Regions from separate parts of the Homo sapiens genome. Here region 1 is linked to region 2. Evidence: chromatin loops called from intact Hi-C (ENCODE). Cell type or tissue: endothelial cell of umbilical vein. All regions are shown on one strand. Each heading gives the region's core, and the rest is flanking DNA. Links, peaks and the distances in the headings are about the cores only.

What was found. Hi-C counts contacts between places; a loop is a spot of excess contacts. Peaks named below come from ENCODE experiments on the same cell type or tissue, not always from the same donor. Only the 100,000 strongest peaks of a DNase experiment are listed, where the experiment ranks them.
Region 1: a loop joins it to region 2, with 11 times the contacts of the local background. A loop is called at or near these places in 12 of 110 quality-filtered maps.

The regions. Positions count from the first base shown.
Region 1 is chr5:76,771,720-76,777,098 of GRCh38, reverse strand. No RefSeq gene overlaps it. Among named protein-coding and RNA genes, the nearest start is that of F2RL1, 45 kb to the left of the region's middle. RefSeq lists an enhancer at 3,740-4,239. In endothelial cell of umbilical vein, for the core only: a CTCF peak has its summit at 2,343 (motif pointing right); a DNase peak (open chromatin) is centred at 2,358.
Region 2 is chr5:76,639,511-76,644,889 of GRCh38, reverse strand. It overlaps IQGAP2 (IQ motif containing GTPase activating protein 2), which reads right to left. Exons shown (of 36, transcript NM_006633.5): 17 at 3,787-3,957. Among named protein-coding and RNA genes, the nearest start is that of F2RL2, 19 kb to the right of the region's middle. In endothelial cell of umbilical vein, for the core only: a CTCF peak has its summit at 3,171; DNase peaks (open chromatin) are centred at 1,319, 2,069 and 3,179; H3K27ac peaks cover 2,755 bases.

The DNA.
Region 1 (5,379 bases), core at 121-5,120, 130 kb before region 2:
AATTCTCCTGCCTCAGCCTCCCGAGTAGCTGGGATTACAGGCACGCGCCTCCACGCCCGGCTAATTTTTGTATTTTTAGTAGAGATGGGGTTTCACCATGATGGCAGGGCTGGTCTTGAACTCCTGACCTCAAGTGATCCGCCCACCTCGGCCTCCCAACGTGCTAGGATTATAGGCATGAGCCACTGCGCCTGGCCCTAATATCCTACTCTTATATTTATGTTTGTTCTAGAAACAATTTTGGGTGAAATTTTATGTTTACTAAAGATAGACAAAAATCACCCATAACCCGGCTACCCCATCTCAGGGGGTGTATAGCCATCACTGACCTTTGAATTTGTCGTGAAAGCCTGGAAAGATGTCAATGGTACCTAAAAGACATACGATGGAAGATTTTTTTTTTAACTTAGAAAGGCTCAACTTAAAGCTTATATTGGAAAAAGTAAATTATTCTTAATTCAGAGCACAAACCAGTCAAATCTGCCAATCATCAACAGATGGCATCTTTCACACATTGTACATGCCACAGTCTAAAACAAAATTTGCAAATTGACTATAAGAGTAAAAATTTGAGCCCACACACTGCTTTTTATTTTTTCACTCATTGTATATAAGATGAGTTTTAAGTATATTCTGGTTACTAGTTTAGGTCCAGTGGATACAGCAATGAACACAACCACTATCAAAGCTTTTATGTAAACTGATGTTTTGGGCAACACAGACAATAAAAAAGATAAGTGAAATTTTAGTGCATTAAATTGTATTAAGAGCGAAGAAGAGAAAACAACGCAGGTAAGTGGTAGATTAAATTTTAGCCTGTGGCCAGGAAGTGTCACTAAGATATCTTTGTGGCCGGACAAGGTGGCTCACACCTGTAATCCCAACATGTGGGGAGGTTGAGGCGGGAGGATCTCCTGTCCAGGATTTTGAAACCAGCCTGAGCAACATGGGCAGATTCCACCTGTACAAAAAATAAAAACATTAGCCAGGCATGGTGGCCGGTGCCTGCAGTCCCAGCTACTTCGGAGGCTGAGGTGGGAAGATCTGCTTGAGCCTAGGAGTTCAAGGCTGCAGTGAGCTGTGATCCTGCCACTGCCCTCCAGCCTGGGTGACAGAGTAAGACTCTGTCTCACAAAAAAAGAAGGAAAAAAAAAAAAGAAGTCTCTTGAAGAGAGGTAGGAAGGCAGTGAGGGAGCCAGCAATGCAGACTCTAATGAGAAGGGCATCTTGGGCCCAGGGAAGTGGGTGTGAAGAGGCCAGAGTATGCAGATGATTGAAAAGGTCAGTGTGGCTGGTGCTGGGAGAAGGAGGGATTGGAGGAGGAGATGAGGACAGAGAAGAGGGGTGGTGAAGATTAAACGTGGCCTTGTAGGTCATCGTAGGGCTTTGGCTTTCGCTCTGAATGAGAGTTAAAGCCATTTGACAGTTGGTTGCAGATATTATGACATTTTATCCCTAAAAACTTCAGCATGCATCTCTTAAAATAAGGACACTCTATGTAGATATTCATTAGTAGAAGTTTGCTTTTTAAAAATTATTATCATTGGCCGAGAGCTGTGGCTCATGCCTGTAATCCCAGCACTTTCGGAGGCCGAGGCGATTGGATCACTTGAGGTAAGGAGTTTGAGACCAGCCTGGCCAACATGGCGAAACCCTGTCTCTACTAAAAATACAAAAATTAGCCAGGTGTGGTGGTGTGGGCCTGTAATCCCAGCTACTTGGGAGGCTGAGACAAAATTGCTTGAACCCAGGAGGTGGAGGTTGCAGTGAGCTGAGATCGTGCCACTGCACTCCAGCCTGGGCAACAGGGCAAGACTCCATCTCAAAAAAACAAAACAAAACAAAATTATCATTATTTATTTAGAGATAGAGTCTCACTCTGATCCAGGCTGATATACAGTGGTACAATCATCACTCACTGCAGCCTCGGCCTCTAGGCTCTAGTAATCCTCCCACCTCAGCCTCCTACGTAGCTGGGACCAGACACCTGCCACCACACCTGGTTAATTTTTTTTTTAACTTTTTGTAGAGACGGTGCCTCACTGTGTTGTCTGTCTCGAACTTCTGCACTTAAGTGACCCTCCTGCCTCAGCTCCCATACAGGTGTCGGTCCCAGGCTTGAAAATTACTTAATATTCCCAAATCATCTAATATCCATCTTACGTTCAAATTTCCCAAATTGTTATGTAAATAATTTTGGAAATCATATCTATTGATTAAAGAACGTAAATAAATACACGTGCCTGACACTGCCTTCATGCAGTCTTTCCAAGTGCAGATTTCTTTTTTAACTTCACCCTGGAACGTAGCTCAGGAAGGTGATGCAGTTTGCCTAGTGGACAGTAGGGGGCGCCACAAGCCCGTTATGCTATTTGCCAGCATTGGTGACTTCCGTAGTGGAGGAGTGGGTGCCCAGGGTTCTGGGTAATTTTCACAGTGTCACACAAGACCTGTGATTTCAGGGTGCGCTCAGAACCCCACAATGTCACCATTTCTGTAAAGGAGGTCATAAAGACTTCAAAGCAGAATTGAATTTTATTCTGTTAAAAGCCAGCTCAAGCCATGCAGTACTTTTTGGGGTGATTTTCAAAACTGTGCTGTGAAATCAAATTAACAAAAAGCTATAATTCACTGAACTAACCACTTAAAGGAAATGACCGTAATCATTTCTCAAAAGCAAACTGAGAAATGCTTGGGAAATTTGTTTTCTTTAAAATTTTACTTTTTACTTTTTTTTTTTTTTTTTTTTTTTTTTTTTTTGAGACGGAGTCTCGCTCTGTCGCCCAGGCTGGAGTGCAGTGGCGCGATCTCAGCTAACTGCAAGCTCCGCCTCCCGGGTTCACGCCATTCTCCTGCCTCAGCCTCCCAAGTAGCTGGGACTACAGGCGCCCACCACCACGCCCGGCTAATTTTTTGTATTTTTAGTAGAGACGGGGTTTCACCGTGTTAGCCAGGATGGTCTCAGTCTCCTGACCTCGTGATCCACCCGCCTCGGCCTCCCAAAGTGCTGGGATTACAGGCGTGAACACCGCGCCCAGCTTAGGCATTACCTTTCTTTCTTTTTCTTTTTTTTTTTGAGATGGAGTTTAGCTCTTGTTGCCCAGGCTGGTATGCAATGGCGTGATCTCGGCTCACCGCAACTTCCGCCTCCCGGGTTCAAGCAACTCTCCTGCCTCAGCATCCCGAGTAGCTGGGATTACAGGCATGCGCCACCACGCCCTGCTGATTTTGTATTTTTAGTAGAGACGGGGTTTCTCCATTTTGGTAGGGCTGGTCTCAAACTCCCAACCTCAGGTGATCCGCCCGCCTCAGCTTCCCAAAGTGCTGCGATTACAGGTGTGAGCCACTGCGCCAGGCGGCATTACCTTTCTTAATGAAAGAAACATGCTTTTGCCACCACATTCTTCCAGATTGGTTTTTTGTTTTTGTTTTTTCAGTTCCTTACTTGCTTTATATATTGCCTGGAATCCAGTATATTTCTTCTTGCAAGTAAGTATTCCTGCAGCCCACAGACATTCGTTTGTGTTTTTCTTTCTTTCTTTTTTTTTTTTTTTTTTTTTTGAGACGGAGTTTTTCTCTTGTTGCCCAGGCTGGAGAGGCTGGAGTGCAGTGGCGCAATTTCGGCTCACTGCAACCTCTGCCTCCCGGGTTCAAGCGATTCTCCTGCCTCAGCCTCCTGAGTAGCTGGAATTACAGGCGCCCGCCACCATGCCCAGCTAATTTTTTGTATTTTTAGTAGAGATGGGGTTTCACCATGTTGGCTAGGCTGGTCTTGAACTCCTGATCTCAGGTGATCCATCCGCCTCGGCCTCCCAAAGTGCTGGGATTACACACATGAGCCACCACACCCGGCCCTCGTTTGTGTTTTTCATTCCTTTTTTTTTTTTTTTTTTTTTTTTTTTTTGAGATTGAGTCTCATTCTGTCGCCCAGGCTGGAGTGCAGTGGCACGATCTTGGGTCACTGCAACCTCTGCCTCCCAGGTTCAAGCACTCCTCCTGCCTCAGCCTCCCCAGTAGCTGGGACTACAAACACACACCACCATGCCCAGCTAATTTTTGTATTTTTGGAAGAGACAGGGTTTCACTATGTTGGCCAGGCTGGTCTCGAACTGCACCTCATGATCTGCCCGCCTCGGCCTCCCAAAGTGCTGGGTTTACAGGCGTGAGCCACGCAACTGGCCTGTTTGTTTTTTTGAGATGGGGTCTCTGTTGTCCAGGCTGGACTTGGCTCACTGCAGCCCCAACTTCCCGAGTTCATGTGATCCTCCCACTTCAGCCTCCCTAGCAGCTGGCACTACAGGTGTGCGCCACCAACCTGGCTAATTTTTTTGTATTTTTGGTAGAGATGGGGTTTCACCATGTTGCCCAGTCTTGTCTCGAACTCCTGGGCTCAAGCGATCTGCCTGCCTTAGTCTCCCAAAGTGCTGGGATTATAGGCGTGAGCCACCAAGCCCGGCCTGACATCTGACATTTGTTATAATTTGTATAGCTCTCAACCTGGCTTGTTTCTTCATTGCCTCATATTTTTCTTTCTCAATTTCCTCCCCCACTCCACTCCCCGCTCCTTTTTTTTTTATTGAAGTGCATCCTCAAGGAACTTCATTAAGAAAGAGTATGTAGTAAGTAAACGTGCTGAATCCTGGCAGTTTGAAAATGTCATTATCTGCCTTTACTTTTGATACCTGGTTTAGATGATAAGGAATTCTAGGTCCTAAAAAATTATCCACAGCATTTTGAAAATCTCGGTGTTTAGCATCCTATTTTCAGTCCCTTTCTCTGTTTTCCTCTCCTCTCATGCAGACTCCAGTCCACACCCTGTCTGGGCGGAGAAGTCTCACTCCTCCAGAGTCTGCTCCCACACATAACCCCCTACTCCACTCCCTCTGTCTACAATTCATGTTCTCTTTTCATCTCCCAGAAATGTGTTGAAATCTCTCAACTGCTGATGCCCAAATCATGCCTCATCATCTTTGTGACTATGGATTTATACTCTTTTAAATTCTTTATCGCTTCATTAGTATCTTAAGAAGAATGACAAACCTACATGCTAAGTTTACCTTCTTGAATTGGAATCTGTTTTATATAAATATAGGTTGTTGGGGTTTTTTTTTGCCTTTTTATTTGTTTTCATAAATACAAGTACTGTGTTTAACTCTGTTTTGCTAAATACACACAAACTATTGCTACCATGTTTACATAGCAGTTTTGCAAAGTTAACTAGGTTCTTTGAATATTTGGAGTTACAGTACTGACATATTAACTGGTGGTTAAAGGTGAAAAAGAGGAATATAAAGGGGCTATACTTACTGTAAGTTAGAGGCTACAGCCCAAATTATTTTTGAGAGCAAGCATTTATTAATCCACAGCTTCCTGGAGCTG
Region 2 (5,379 bases), core at 207-5,206:
CATGTATCCCGAACTTAAAGCATAATAATAAAAGAATTTTTTTGTTCCATAGAAGCAGAATACTACATGCCTCATCTTTCATTTGCCAAAATTCTGTTTTTCTTTTTTTAGTCTGTAAGTTTTAGTTCCTTTGAGATGAGCTTTTCCTATTATGTCCTAACAACAGAACTCTTGTGCATAGCCATGACATTGTAATCTCTTCTCTAATTAGAGGCTGTTTATTATAAGCAAATATGGGTATACAGTTGATATAAAGAAACTTTGAAAATTACAGACAGATGGGATTTACAGGCCAGGTGTGGTGGCTTATGCCTATAATCCCAGCACTTTGGAAAGCCGAGGCAGGCAGATCACTCGAGGCCAAGAGTTCAAGACCAGCCTGGCCAACATGGTGAAATTCTGTCTCTATAAAAAATACCAAAATGAGCTGGGTGTGGTGGCGCATGCCAGTAATCCCAGCTACTTGGGAAGCTGAGGCATGAGAATCACTTGAACCCAGGAGGTGGAGGTTGCAGTGAGCTGGGATGGTGCCACTGCACTCCAGCCTGGGCGACAGAGCAAGACTCTGTCTCAAAAAAAAAAAAAAAAAAAAAAGGATTTACAAAAATGGCAGTCTCATTCTCCTGCCTGGTATGGGAACTTGTGGGAAAATTTATAATAGCCATCTTATTTGTTTTGTTTTCTAGTACCATAAATATATTTTCTGTGCAGAGTATCTGTATAAAAGAAGTCTGTCAAAACGCTTAGACCTCAGAGGTCATTGCTCTATTTTATAGACTTTAACTATTACTCTCTGGGAAATCTGGCTTGATACACTGGCTGCTATGCTTGATAACTGGACACTCAGTATAGAGATATTCAAATTACCAATGCCAACTTCTGATGCACAGAATACTTGTGTGATCTCGGTTAGCCAAGAAAGCCCTAAACATTTACCTCTTCTCCCTCTCCTCAAAGGTAAAAAAAATCCAGCCATCTATAAGAGCAGTCGGTTACATTAAAACAACTGAGGACCGACTCTCCCAGGCCATCCCCTTCCTCTTGGCCCACAGACTCTGCCACTGCTCCTGGCGAAGTGAAGTTCCTTCAGAGTAGCTTGTTTTTCTTCACCAGGATGCTTGTGGCACTCCCTGAGCTGAAGTTCAATAATTCATTAATTCTCAGGGCTAAGTTTTGGTGTTTGCCACTATTATGTCCTTTCCTAAAAAGTAGTATACTAGCTTTCTTCAGTTCATGAAAAAAACTTCCTCCTGTAGTTACCTACTCTAATCCTATTTCATTTTTTTCTGATGTTTTCCTGTGCCACACCAACAATATCAATATTGGATCCCCATTATCTGCCTTCTGAGTCATTATCTCTATCATCTTACCATTTCTAAAGTTTATCAAGCACTTGAGAAGCAAATACTAGGAAACATCTGTTATGTGAATTATTCCAGTCAGTCTTCACCACCCTGCAATAAAATGGGCATTATATTTTTCAGATGAGAAAGTGTGTTTTTAGTCATCTATTCTTTCTCTCATCTTTTGTGGATTTTTCTGAAGTTTTTTGTGTCTGCTCCAATTATGTTCAGTGTCTAATTTGCATTCTGCAGTTATAAATTCATTTACATTCTATAACATCATTATTTCTCTTCCTCTCCTTAGCTGTCAGCTGTCTTTTCATTTTATTATTCTATTGTCTTCTTATTTCATTAAGTCCATGTCTTATCAAATTCCTTGACAGTATAAAGCAGCTTCAGTATAAAATTTTCTCCTGTCTTCTGGAAGAGTAACTCTAGATATCTACTCCACTTATATTTTACAAGTTACATTCCTTTTTCTATTTCTGATATAAAATCTTTTTTGTTTATGAACAGATTTTTTTTTCTGGCTCACTCAGGCAATTTTATCGGGGACTTCTAACTGCTCAAAAATAATATGGCTATGTAGATTCTCCTTGACTTCCTCTATATTGACCTGGGCACCTCCCAGTTAACTCCATAAGCACTTGAGACAGAATGCTGGATGTTGATCATGCTGCACATTCTCTGTACCACTACTCATTTCCTTGGCAGACCACTGATGGCAGGGAGGGTGGTGTAGCCGGAGTATAGCTGGCCTCGGCCTAGGAGTTTTGCCTTTGTATTTCTCTCCAAATGTGTTAAGACTACTGTGTCTGGGGGGCAGTTCAGCCAGCTAGGAAGCTCACAGTGTTTTACGTAGGGGACCTTCTCAGATATCAGAACATTTTCCTACTTGAAGGTGAACCAGCCACTTTGGTGAGAAATGAGATTAGCATGACACCTTTTGGTTCACAGTCTCTTGGTTTTATGGGTCAGCAGGTTCCTATTAACTGTATTATTCACTTCTGGTCCACATCTGTAAAGTAGGCTTACCTTTAGGCCTCATGCCCTCTGTTTTGGAAAATTGTCAGAAGACTGAAAAAAAGGCGTGGTGAGGTGACTTCATGGTTTGATGGCTGCTTCGTCAATTCTTTTGCCTCTGCTGAGGTGGAGGAAAAAGGCTCCAAATGATCGTTCCTGTCCTTACCCCATTTCTCTCATCCTTCAGCCCTGGTTTCTAATATAGAGGGATTCTGTACTGGTGGGCTCTGTGGTATATCTTCCAACTGCAACACTGCTGTGTGACCTGAGACTGGAGAGTGTGGGGTCCCAATTTTATATTGGCTGACACGTGAAATTTGTGCAAAATTAGAGTCTCATCAGTGTAGATGACTATTTTTAGGCTTTTGTTCACTTCCTGTGTGTTTTGCCTACTATTTGTTTAAAGGAATACATTGTAAACTCATTGGCCCACCTAGAAAAATCCTTTGAGTGTCAGATTTATAGTAGAAATTTCTTTTATAAAATTAATTATTTCTGCTTTGCTAATAATATCTTAAGCTCCAAGCAAATTTAAATATGTAAGCACCTATCATGTGCAAGATACAAGAAGACAAATGTTTGTAAAATTCATTTTCTGCCTTGGACATTACAGTTAGGTGGGAAAAGCAGATGAGTTCACCAGTGACCACACAAAAAAGAAGGTCTTCAACAGAAAAATGTTCAATTTAGGAAACTTCAAAGTAAAAACCCATCAGCATCAGACTTTACCAGTTGTTAATAATACCCCTTTGAACTCACAATAAAAAGAACAAACTCACAGCCTTTCACAAACCAGTGTGGTGACTGGTAGGGGGCGCTATAGGAATACAGAAGAGAAACATCTAAACCTGGCAAATTCTCCTGCCAATCAGAAAGTTTAGACAAGTCATGCAAACTTAAGAACAATTTATAGCAAAAAAATTGGGAATGAAGGTTTCTCCTGAAGGCCTAAATGAAGAGTGACAGATTACAGAAGGTAGAAGACATTCTTAGAGAGGCTAAATCTGTTTATTTCATTAGTTCTCCTGTTCTTTCAGGCTAGAACAGCACAGAAACTAAGACGCCACTCAACATCTACTAACCACAAAAAAGCCAAATTGTAAAGTCCCCAAGTCAGGTATGATTTCAACTCTGATCCAAGGTATATCCCTTTGGGTCCAACTAGGTTGGCAGCAGGTGGATCTGTGCAAATCTGCGGTGCTCCTAAATGCTCTCTAGAAGACCATAGGTTAAGTCATTCATCATCAAAATGCTTCCTATTTTAAAGCCTTAGTGAAGTAGACTAGGGGCACTGATTATGTAAAAATATGCAGTCAGATTTGTTTATAGGAATGCTGGTAGTTGACTATTCTATTATCAAATAAAACATTTTCAGGTGATATGACAGTTTTGTGTAAACAGTGGCAGGTGATCCACATACCTGTATTTTGACCACATTCTCTTCTTGTTCATGCAAAAATGATTTTCTAGCTTCAAACTCTTCCCTAAGGATGGGTCCTGAGCTTGTGGCTTGAAAGCGAAGAAGCAACTCTTCTGAAGCAGACCATATATTCTCACGAATGTAACCTACTGTGACTTCCTCAATAATGTCCTGGCAAGAGATATTTCTTATGGTTACACTTCACACATCAGCTGAAAGGCACACATAGAATAGCTTCTGATATTTTATCTTTTAGAAAATAATATGGATGTCTCCTTTTGGCTTGGTTTAAAAACAAATTTAAGCAGAGCTGAGGGATGAAACTGGCTTAACTTCTTTCTAGCAATATGATTTTGGAATCTCTGAGCTTGGTGCTGAGGTGGCAAGAGAATGCAGCTCAATGATCTCAGGATTTGGAGGCAGAGATGTATGGATGATGCTGGCAAGGACCAGGCATGAGGCCTGAGCTCCACAGAATGTAAAGGGACAAGGATGCTTGCTGTAAAAACATGCATCACCTCCCGCTTCCCTCGGACTGCCAAGGAAAAGACTGCAATGGCCATAAGGTCCTCAGACTTCTTTCCCATTTCTTCCCCAGGCCAGAGTAGGCAGACCCCTGTAACGAGCTGTGGCCAAACTCAGAATGATGCTCTGGGGCAAAAGACAAAGGGGTGGGAGAGGCAAGATAAGTGCTATTAAGGATAGAGAGCAGAAATCTAGAAGAATGAGAAAAAAGGAAGAAGGGGGTTATAAGAAAGTTTCATGTGGGGTATGAACAGGGTTTACTTTTATGCCCGATGAGAGATGCAAAGAAAGACTGGACTGTCACTTCTACAGCTGATGACTCTTATCTAGTACAACTGGAATTAATGGTTGGTTAACTTAAAGAGCTAAAAGTGAAATCATACCAAAGATGCATACATATCTTTAAGAGAAGACATATATGTATGCATTCATTGAATAAAACAGGTAACTGGATTCCAGTTGTTTAGAATAAATACAATTTTTTATAACAGTGTTAGACCTTCCACTGGTTAATAATCTTAACAGACTGATGCTTGATATAACAAAAAGTTATACCTGGGGTATATCTTGGGATGCCACATGATCAATTTTTATTCTAAATTTTAAATCTTCGATGCTGCTGCTTTATAGTTTGATACATCTTTTCAACCATGGCATATAAATTTTTAGTATGTCTATAATTTCATTTTTTTCTTCAAAATTAGCACTAATAATCCATTGCTACAATGTCGTTTTCCTAAAAGTTGTACGACCTCTGAACAACTGAAATGAGTCAATAAACTGTGTTCTTCACTATCTTCTTGTCATTAAGTATTTTTGGTAGCATTGGTCAGACTCAGATCATGTTTTTTTCCTCTAAGTTTTAGTAAATACTGCATTGGTGATTCTGTCTGCAATACTGCCACACTGCGATATCTTTGATGCTGACTTTTAACGATTCTATAAGATATGTGTTCTTGTTTTTTCCCAAAATAGAACTTAATTATCATCAGTATTTCCTCTTTAAACATATTATGACGCGTGGATCCATTATCAGCAGGTTTCACATCCTTTGGGTCCAACTTTTGT